Linked DNA regions of Homo sapiens: region 2 is linked to region 1. The links are chromatin loops, found by intact Hi-C in ENCODE. Cell type or tissue: ascending aorta. All regions are shown on one strand. Links, peaks and the distances in the headings refer to the core of each region. The heading gives the core; the rest is flanking DNA. Region 1 overlaps ZCCHC14 (zinc finger CCHC-type containing 14). Region 2 has its middle 31 kb from the start of JPH3.

What was found. Hi-C counts contacts between places; a loop is a spot of excess contacts. Peaks named below come from ENCODE experiments on the same cell type or tissue, not always from the same donor. Only the 100,000 strongest peaks of a DNase experiment are listed, where the experiment ranks them.
Region 2: a loop joins it to region 1, with 8 times the contacts of the local background. A loop is called at or near these places in 23 of 110 quality-filtered maps.

Annotation. Positions count from the first base shown.
Region 1 is chr16:87,414,612-87,419,983 of GRCh38, reverse strand. It overlaps ZCCHC14 (zinc finger CCHC-type containing 14), which reads left to right. Exons shown (of 13, transcript NM_015144.3): 6 at 107-201; 7 at 1,083-1,137; 8 at 2,242-2,524; 9 at 4,617-4,708. Among named protein-coding and RNA genes, the nearest start is that of MAP1LC3B, 25 kb to the right of the region's middle. In ascending aorta, for the core only: a CTCF peak has its summit at 3,067 (motif pointing left); a DNase peak (open chromatin) is centred at 3,048.
Region 2 is chr16:87,568,390-87,573,761 of GRCh38, reverse strand. No RefSeq gene overlaps it. Among named protein-coding and RNA genes, the nearest start is that of JPH3, 31 kb to the left of the region's middle. RefSeq lists an enhancer at 1,427-2,345 and a silencer at 2,165-2,459. In ascending aorta, for the core only: CTCF peaks have their summits at 2,314 and 2,520; DNase peaks (open chromatin) are centred at 1,971 and 2,561; H3K27ac peaks cover 3,862 bases.

The DNA of each region.
Region 1 (5,372 bases), core at 173-5,172:
TTCCTCTAATACACATTTCTCTTGATTAAAAGTTAAATTTTTTTCTTTCAATTCGTCAGCAGGAATGCCATTTTAATGTTGATAAGACCACTTGTTTGCCTTTTAGGTACCTGGCCTCATTACCTTCTCACGTGTTGAAAAATGACCATGTCAGGAGGTTTCTCAGCACTTCCTCTCCCCCACAGCAGCTTCAGAGTCCAAGTGAGTTTGTAAAATATGGTTAAATATAAATTAAAAAAAAAAAAAACAGCTGGGCGCAGTGGCTCATGCTTGTAATCCCAGCACTTTGGGAGGCTGAGGCGGGCGGATCACCTGAGGTTGGGAGTTCAAGACCAGCCTGACCAACATGGAAAAACCCTGTCTCTACTAAAAATACAAAATTAGGCTGGGCGCAGTGGCTCACGCCTATAATCCCAATACTTTGGGAGGCTGAGGCGGGTGGATCACGAGGTCAGGAGTTCAAGACCAGCCCGGCCAATATGGTGAAACCCCGTGTCTACTAAAAATACAAAAAAATTAGCCAGGCGTGGTGATGCATGCCTGCAGTCCCCGCTACTTGGGAGGCTGAGGCAGAAGAATCACTTGAACCCGGGAGGCGGTGGTTGCAGTGAGCCGAGATTGCACCACTGCACTCCAGCATGGTTGACAGAGCAAGTCTCCATCTCCAAAATAAAATAAAAATACAAAATTAGCCGGGCGTGGTGGCAGGCTCCTGTAATCCCAGCTACTCAGTAGGCTGAGGCAGGAGAATCACTTGAACCCGGGAGGCGGTGGTTGCAGTGAGCCGAGATTGCCCCACTGCACTCCAGCATGGTTGACAGAGCAAGACTCCATCTCCAAAATAAAATAAAAATATAAAATTAGCCGGGCGTGGTGGCAGTCGCCTGTAGTCCCAGCTACTCGGGAGGCTGAGGCAGGAGAATCACTTGAACCCGGGAGGCAGAGGTTGCAGTGAGCCGAGATCGCACCATTGCTCTCCAGCCTGGGCAACAAGAGCAAAACACCGTCTCAAAAAATAATAAAATAAAACAAATATTTTCATTGTCTGTAAATTTTTATGGTATTTATTTTTAAATTTATAGGTCCTGGCAATCCCTCCCTTTCTAAAGTAGGTACCGTGATGGGCGTGTCTGGAAGGTGAGAAATCTTCTATGTAACCAGCACAGTTCAGATAAGCATTTTACAATGTTTACTTTGAGTTCTGTGTAAAGTTGTTCCAAGAATTAAGTCATGCTCAAGTTGAGTCTTGGATGATATTGAGAAGAATTGAGTAGAGATGATTGAATTTACGATTTCCAAAAAAAGAGTTCTCTAAGCCACTGGAATCAGAATTCCCAGGGACTCCTCCCCAGTGCAAGGTCCTGGGCCCCATCATAGACGTAGAAAGTCAGAATTTCCGAGAATCTGGCTGTGAGAAACCTGCTCCCAGAAGCATAGGGTCGTGCTCCTGAGGAGCGTCCTCTGTCCGCACGGGCCCTGGGTAGCTGCAGTCGTATGCCGGCAACACAGAGGCTCCCATCTTTGCTGACAGTGAGGTGGGCTGTCACAGATCAGTGCACACGCACCCCCATAGGGAGTCTCGTGGAGATGTTGTCTGGGCGCGAGGTTTCGAGGCGTAGACTGGCATCCTCCTGGTGTCGGGGTAGGGTAAGCGCCCAGTCAGCAGGTGTGACTTTGCAGTTAAGGAGCAAGGCCAGAGTGGAGTGCCGGTCACACCTTCCAGCCTTCTGCGTTTTACTTTTCTAGAAAAATTGTATTTGAACATTAAAGATTTAATAGTCTATTTTGATGTATGATTTATCAGTGTCATTCTGTGACTTAGAAGTAACAGAAATACCTATCGGAGTAGCATGTTTTTAAAAAATACAAGTAACAGAAACTTGGCAGCTAAAGCAGAAGTCTGGTGGGGACAGAGACGTACACATACATAATACACATACGTACACACAAGTAGACGCATACTCCGAAGCACGGGCAGAGGCATGTGTGTGTATATGCACAGCCGCCTGTATGCACACGTGTGCACAGACATGCATTACAGAAATCTTAGCTGCAGAAAGGTGGTTGGGGAGGGAGGGCAGTCATAGCACAGCAGTGTTGGCAGTTCAGGGTGGCCTGTGACAACAGGGCCGGCCAAGAGGCAGAGGCTGGCACAGAAAGGCCTGGAAGTGAGGTCTGTGGTGGAGTCTGTGGTTGTGGAAGCCACAGTCTCTCTGTGTCCCTCCTGCCCCTGTCCCACAGGCCTGTGTGTGGAGTGGCTGGTATCCCGTCCTCGCAGAGCGGAGCCCAGCACCACGGGCAGCACCCGGCCGGCTCCGCCGCCCCCTTGCCTCACTGCTCCCATGCGGGCAGCGCGGGCTCAGCCCTGGCCTACCGGACCCAGATGGACACATCACCTGCCATCCTCATGCCTTCCAGTCTGCAGACCCCTCAGACCCAGGAGCAGAATGGGATTCTAGACTGGCTTAGGAAACTGCGTTTGCACAAGTATTACCCCGTCTTTAAGCAGCTCTCCATGGAGAAGGTATGTCGGTTTTCTGGCTGGCCGTACAGAATTGCTAGATTGTTTACTCAAGACCTCCCTGGGGGCATTGAGTTTCCAAACCAACACAAGGTGGATGAAGTACGGAGGCCGAGGCGCAGCGCCTGTTCTTAAGGGAGACGGTGGGCTTTGCGGAGGCCGCCTGCAGCTGCAGCCAGCCACAAACAGGACATGTTGTAAACAAACAGCTTGTCTAGGGGCTTCAAGACCTTCACAAACTAGATGCTCTGCGTGACGGGAGGGACAGTCCGTCCCCAGAGCCCTGCTGTGGACAGAAATCCTGAGCTCTGGCACGGTGCCCCTTTTAGACATTTCTCGGCGTAGCTGGCGCAGACACTGCGGCGGGCCAGATCTAGAGGAATGGGTGCATTTTACATCTTCCAAGCAGTCGTACCTAGAGAATTCTTATGAGGAACATTTTTTCACTGTTAAAAAAATTCAGAAATTTCTTAAGTCTTGATGTCAGTGATAAAACTAGATTAAACCCATACAAGGTATTTGAGCTCTGGACTCCCTCTGCTGGGCAAACCGGCTTGGTGGCTTTTATCTATGTAAAAATTTCATTTCTCGAAAAATCTACAATTGAACCTAGAAATCAAGCTTTTACTACATAGTTAAATCCAAATTGTAAGTATATTTGTAATACCCTTTGTTTAGGATTTGTGAATGTTTTTTTCTTTTTTTGAGATGGAGAGTCTTGCACTGCCACCTGGGCTGGAGTGCAATGGTATGGTCTCGGCTCCCTGCAACCTCTGCCTCCCGGGTTCAAGCGATTCTCCTGCCTCAGCCTCCTGAATAGCTGGGATTACAGGTGCCCACCAGCATACCTGGCTAATATTTTGTATTTTTAGTAGAATCAGGGTTTCCCTATGTTGGCCAGGCTAGTCTCGAACTCCTGACTCATGATCTGCCCACCTCGGTCTCCCAAAGTGCTGGGATTACAGGCATGAGCCACCGCGCCTGGCCAAGGATTTGTGAATCTTAAAAAGCAGAGATTTTACTAACCTTGTTCATAATTAGTTTTAAATGTTTTATTCTTACGTTTGCATTGAGATGGCCTAAATCACAAATCATGTTAGGAAATAACATGAAAATTAGAGGCTGGTGTGTTTGCGTAGCACCAGCCTACACAATGGAGTAGCCACACAACCATTCAGCGTGGATGGCATCTGCTTTTCTGCATCACTTGCTACCTGACAAAGTTGCTGTCATCCCTGGCCAGGTGCGGTGGCTCACGCCTGTAATCCCAGCACTTTGGGAGGCCGAGGCAGGTGGATCATCTGAGGTCAGGAGTTGAAGACCAGCCTGGCCAAGATGGTGAAACCCCGTCTCTACTAAAAATACAAAAATTAGCTGGGCATGGTGGTGGGTGCCTGTAATCCCAGCTACTCGGGAGGCTGAGGCAGAGAATTACTTGAACCCGGGAGGTGGAGGTTGCAGTGAGCCGAGATCGCACCACTGCACTCCAGCCTAGGTGACAGAGTGAAACTCCGTCTCAAAAAACAAAAAAACAAACAAACAAAAACAAAATAAGAGCGAGATTTTTGTCTCAAAAAAAGGAAGAAAAAGACGACCATCCCGCAGAGGGTGATGAGTTCTGAAGGGATGGCACTGTGATGGGGCCGTCCTGGGGAGGGTGGGGGTGGCACGCTATCATAACTTGCATCTCCACGGTGATTCAAACTGTGACTTATGCAAGACGTTTTCTTTAGTCACCTGCCCCAAAGCATGTACCTGCTGGTATTTACTCACAGAGCAGAGGGCAAGTGGGCACCTTTGGCAGAGCCGCCAGCCTGTGAGGTGGTGCACCCATCCACACAGCCTGCACAGAAGGTGCCCTGGAGGAGCCGGGGACACTCTTGCTCAGAACTGCGTCTCGGAGTTGAACCGTTGACACCAAGTCATTTAGCAAGTAAAGGGTCTAGGATTTCCCAGCTTGTAATTGCTGAGTTCAGCTGGATCTGTTTGCATATCCCAGAGGCAGAATAAATGTACTGAATTCAACTCCAAGTTCTTTGTTCTCAGAGTCCTACTTATGTCTCCGTAACTTTGTAATTTGTTTTTTCTGTGAAAGTTTTTGAGCCTTACTGAAGAAGATCTGAATAAATTTGAGTCTCTTACCATGGGGGCAAAGAAGAAGCTCAAGACCCAGCTGGAGCTGGAAAAGTGAGTGTGAAGTGGGTTTTGAAACCTGTGTTTATTTCCATTTCTCGTGTGCCGAATGGAGTGCTGAGGCTTCCAGTGCTAAATACTAGTGATTGGATTAGTTCCTGTTGCTTATCCAGTCCTTAGCCATGCTTTTATTTATTTTTATTTATTTATTTTTTGAGACGGATTATTTTTATTTATTTATTTTTTGAGACGGAGTCTCGCTCTGTCGTGCCCAGGCTGGAGTGCAGTGGTGCAATCTCGGCTCACTGCAACCTCTGCCTCTCAGGTTCAAGCGATTCTCCTGCCTCAGTCTCCCAAGTACCTGGGATTACAGGCACCCGCCACCACGCCTGGCTAATTTTTTGTATTTTTAGAAGAGACCGGGTTTTACCATATTGGCCAAGCTGATCTCAAACTCTGGACCTCAGGCGATCTGCCCGCCTGGGCCTCCCAAAGTGCTGGGATTACAGGCCTGAGCCACCGCGCCTGGCCTAGTCATGCTTTTAAAGTTCTACAAATGTGTCTTAGGTTTGACAGGAAAGGACCTTTATAGTAAATTTGACCAATCAGAATGAGTTCCTTGCCTTAATGCTCTGGGGGGAATTTCCCTGTGGTGTGGAGTAGACCCATCTCGAAGTCGCCCTGTATCAAAGCCGCCCTGTGGTGTGGAGTAGACCCG
Region 2 (5,372 bases), core at 106-5,105, 150 kb before region 1:
TATTAATTATATCTCAATAAAGCTTTTAAAAAAAAAAGCAGTGGCTGAGCAAAAAAAAAAAATTTAAAGCATTCGTCCATCCCCAAGGGTGCATCTCCCAGCTGGTAGTGTTCAACCCAACAGATCAACCTCCTTCTTTTTTTTTTTTTGAGATGGAGTCTCGCTCTGTCACCCAGGCTGGAGTGCAGTGGCGCTATCTCGGCTCACTGCAAGCTCCGCCTCCCGGGTTCACGACATTCTCCTGCCTCAGCCTCCCAAGTAGCTGGGACTACAGGCGCCCGCCACCACGCCCGGCTAATTTTTTATATTTTTAGTAGAGACGGGGTCAACCTCCTTCTTTACAGCAAATAACTTTACATGTCCATTGCTATCCTGAAATGAAATGCATGGAAACCTACAAAACACCTTCTTCAACTCCACATAATGCCCCAACTGTAATACGCAGCTGATGAGAAAGGAACAAACATAAATATAAAATAATGGGGTTTCCATGCCTCCCCGGGGAAGAGAGAACAGGGCTGTCATCTGCTTGCCACGGTGGCCCACAGTGGGCATGACAGCAAACGGCGGCACCCAGCCCCAGTGCAGCACCTGGAGCACTCACCTACCTTACCCCACTTGGCCACTGGGGATGTGGTTTTCCAAAGTGTGAAAAGCTCTGTTCTGAATCAAAGTTCTGAACACAATGCAATCTCCCCTCCATCGGCAAAATCCTTGCATTCCTGGTAACAGATGGAGTAAAACTGTGCAGTGCATGTTTGTGTGTACAATGAAGTTTGGTCCTAGATACACATGGTTCTGGACAGCTTTCTCACCTGAGTGAACATCCTAGAGGCAGGACCTGGCTGAAGGTCAGGGGGCAGGTGCGCCAGAGACTGCAGAGAACCAGGTGGGCCAGCTTCTCAGGGGCATCTTCCTGGGGAGGGGAGTGTGGGTGGGAACCAGAAGCGTTGGGCAGACCCCAGCCCAGGCAGCAGGGCCATGCCAGGGGGCTACACCTGTAACAGGAGCGAGGGCAGAGCTCTGGAACAGGACTTCGGGTTAAGTCCCAGCTCCAGCACCTGCACCTGTGGGACCTCAGAGAGACACTCAGCCTCTCTGAGCTTGTTTCCTTATTCGAAAAGCATAGCTTCCAAGAATCTCATTTCCAGGCCTCCCTGTGAAGTTTGCATGTGCTCTTGCCTGTGCCTTACTTACAGGCCGTGCGCTGTCCATGAGCCCCAGTGGGGTTGTGGTTATTGCTCGTAGGAGGCCGTGGGCAAGGCCAGAAGCCTGGAGGCCCTGTGAGGATCACGGCCTCATGAATCAGGTAGGAAGCTGCTGGAGAGAGAGATCTCAGAGTGTAAGGTGCACAAATATAGAACTGAAGGCATCGGCCGGGTGCGGTGGCTCACGCTTATAATCCCAACACTTTGGGAGGCTGAGGCAGGCGGATCACTTGAGGTTAGGAGTTCAAAACCAGACTGGCCAACATGGTGAAACCCCCGTCTCTACTAAAAATACAAAAATTAGCCAGGCGTGGTGGCAGGCGCCTGTAATCCCAGCTACTCGAGAGGCTGAGGCAGGAGAATTGCTTGAACCCGGAAGGCGGAGGCTGCAGGGAGCCGAGCCTGTCCTGCACTCTGTCACTGCACTGCAGCCTGGGTGATGGAGTGATACTCCATCCCAAAAAAGGAAAAGAACTGAGGGCATTAAAATGGCCTTTCCTGTCATGGGTCTTTCCTGGCCCAGCACAGCCCCACGGTGGCTCTCAGCCAAAAAATGACCTGGATCCGGGCTTTCCAGGACGTCCCCTGGCTCCTGCCTCATTCGTCTTCCCTCTGCTGGGGCTGCTCTGCTTGTCACCTCTGGTTAGATTTTTAAAATCCTGCCCACTCCCCACCACGAGGCCCCCAGGGTGGAACAGGCCTCACCAAGCGGCCAGCTGTCCTGTGGTTCACAAAGCAGCTTAAAACTCCAGTAATAGATGGCCTCGTCCAGGCCCGAGAATGTGACTCAGAAGAAAAATGAAGCTGGGTGTGAATGGCATTCAAGTGAGGGAAAGGCGGCCCGTCACCCAGCACTGTTCCCAGCAGCCTTGCCTCTGTCACTGGGCAGGAGTCACCCTCATGTAATGACGGTGCTCACCTTTCCCACCCTGCCTCCCCAGCCTCCAGGTGAAGCCATCCCAGGAGCTTGAGCACCTTGTGCTATATTGTCACCACCCTCCCGAGGGCGCCATAGAGGCCACACCAGACTATGCTGGCAGGACACGGCCACCACAGCCGGCATTTAATAAACGAGCTTTGGGCTGCCTCTGTGGCTGCAGCTTCTGACTGTAAGATTTCAATCTTCTTGATTGAATAAGTAAATGAATGAATTCATTCATTCGATAAATATTTGTTAAACTCCTGGTAAGTGTCAGTCCGTGAGCTCAAAGCTGAGCAAATAAAGGAGGGAAGGAGAACCAGTCTCCGTGCTTGGAGCCAACCCTCATGCCGATCACAATGAAGACGTCTGGCATTTTCCAGCAGCTGTTCCTTCTCCCTCCCCACCGCTGGGAGGCCCAAGGGCTCCGTGGACACAGGGCAGTCTCCGGCCAGGGTGGCTGGCCTCCACCACCAGGCATTCCTGGGCTCTGGAATAGAGACTCACATGGCCTCGGGGACAGCCACCACCCGGCAAATGAGCCTGCAGGATTTTTACCCAAAAAGAGCTGGTTGCTTTGCGGTTCATCGCAGCTTCCCCAGGGAGCTCAGGGCAGGGAGAGCCCTGAGCATCACTAGGTGTACCCTGTGCCCCGCTGATGGGCATGCAGAGACCCAGGATGGGGAGGGACTTGCCCAAGGTCACTCGGGAGTGAGGGGAAGGCTCTGGAACTCCCAGGCCTTGTCAGAACAAGGAATGCAGGGCTCGGGCCAGAAGGTCAGTGGGAAGCCCTGGGAGCTGCCTTTGAGGGTCTCCCATTTGGGCAGGAGACTGTGCTGGCGTGTCCACGGGGCCTGTCCTGCCCCCAGCATCCAGTGTTTGGCACCAAGCTCCGTCCCTGCTGCTGGCTGTGAGGCTGTGTGGCCTCCTCTGTGTGTTTATCTAAGGGGTGTTGCCCCTAGGAGCTTCTGTGTTCTCACGGGCAGGACCCAGAACCCCCTCCTCTTGTTCTGGGGAATTTCTCCACTCCAAAGGGAACTCTCTGGATTACAAGACACTAAAGACAAAGGGCCGTCTGAGGCCCCTTCTCCAACTGGCTGGAGTGGGCTTTGGGCACACATGGCCTTGGAACAGCCCATTGGGCGGCCTCTGTGAAATTCCCTAGAAATGATGAGACTTCCCTGCGCCCAGTCCCCACCCCGCACGGGGAGTTCACACCAATTGTTCTTCCCCGGGGACTCCTGCCAACCAGGGAACGTGACAGTTCACAGTGAGGGGCCCGAGGCTGTGGGCAGCAGGTCCCGCTGGGGACTCTGGGCAGGATGCCACCTTCAGATGCTGCCGTGGCCACAGCATTCGTGCCAGACCAGCAAGGGTGTCCTGGACACTGCCCAGATGCTGACCCCGTCATCAAAGCAGACACTGGACACTGCCCAGGTGCCGACCCCACCATCGAAGCAGACACTACCTTGTCCCCTCCCGCCCCCCAGCAAGAAGACGCCAAGCCCTGAGAGATTTGCCTGTGCTCAGCACTGTGTGGAGGAGCGGCATGTTTTCGTGGGCACAGAGACAGCTCTGGTGAGGATGTAAAATAGCGCAACTGCCACGGAAAGCAGTCTGGCAGTTCCTCAAACAGTTTAACCTAGAGTTATCACATTTTGTGCTCCCCGCCACACTGGATATCTACCCAAGGAAATGGAAAACATCTGTCCATATAAAAGCTTGCACGTGAATGTTCACAGAAGCCATGTTCACAATAGCCAAAAGGTGGAAGCAACCCAAATGCCCATCAAATGATAAATGGTTAAACAAAACATGGTCTATCCATGTGATGGAATATTACTCAGCCATGAAAAGGAACGGATCCTGACACATGCTACAATGTGCATGAACCTTGAAAATATGATGCTGGGTAAAAGAAGCCAAACCAAAGACAAATATTGCATGATTCAACTTGTATGAAATGCCCGAATCATAGACACAGAAAACCCGAGTGCTGAGGGATGGAAGGATTGGGGATTGACAGGTAGGGGTTCAGGAGTGATGAAAATGTTCCAAAACTGACTGTGGTGATGGCTGCACAACCCCATGAATCCACGAACTGCTCTTTAAAAAAACTTTAAATGGATGAATTGTATGGTATGTGAATTGTATTTCAATAAAACAGTTAAAAACAAAAGTTAATGGAAGGCAAGAATGTAGAACAACTGGAACTCTCCGATACAACTAGAGGGTCTTTACTTGCAGGACTTCGTAGAACTGGCAACATCTATGAAAGCTGACCACACACAGCCCATGACTTCAGGTCTCACTCCCAGGACTCAACAGATGTGAGTGCATTTGTCCACCAAGAGGCATATGCAAGAATATTCACAGCAGCATGAATGGTGTCAGCCCTAACCTGGGAGCAACCCACACAAATGAATACACTGATTTGCTCTATTTGTACCATGGAATATCAGGGAATACTATGCAGCAACGAACATGAATGAGCTAAAACAGCATACAACAGCGTGCATGACTTGCACAAACGTGGCAATGGGTGAAAGAAGCCAGGCACACAGAAAGCACATGCTGTCTAATTTCACTTATGGAAATCTCAGAGATAAATCTCTTTTTTTTTTTTTTTTTTGAGACAGAGTCTCACTCTGTCACCCAGGCTGGAGTGCAGTGGTGCAATCTCGGCTCACTGCAAGCTCCGCCTCCCGGGTTCACGCCATTCTCCTGCCTCAGCCTCCAGAGTAGCTGGGACTACAGGCGCCCACGACCACGCCCGGCAAATTTTTTGTATTTTTAGTAGAGACGGGGTTTCACCGTGTTAGCCAGGATGGTCTCGATCTCCTGACCTCGTGATCTGCCCGCCTCGGCCTCCCAAAGTGCTGGGATTACAGGCGTGAGCCACTGTGCCCAGCCTTTTTTTTTCTTTTTTTTTTTTTTTAAGATGAAGTTTTGCTCTGTCGCCAAGGCTGGAGTGCAGAGGCTTAATCTCGGCTCACTGCAACCTCCACCTCCCAGGTTCAAGCAATTCTCTTGCCTCAGCCTCCCAAGTAGCTGGAATTACAGGGACATACAACCACACTCAGCTAATTTTTGTATTTTTGGTAGAGACAGGGTTTCACGATGTTGGCCAGGCTGGTCTCCAACTCCTGACCTCAAGTGATCCATCCACCTCGGCCTCCCAAAGTGTTGGGATTACAAGTGTGAGCAGCTGAGCCCGGCCTAATCTCAGAGATAAAGCTGATTAA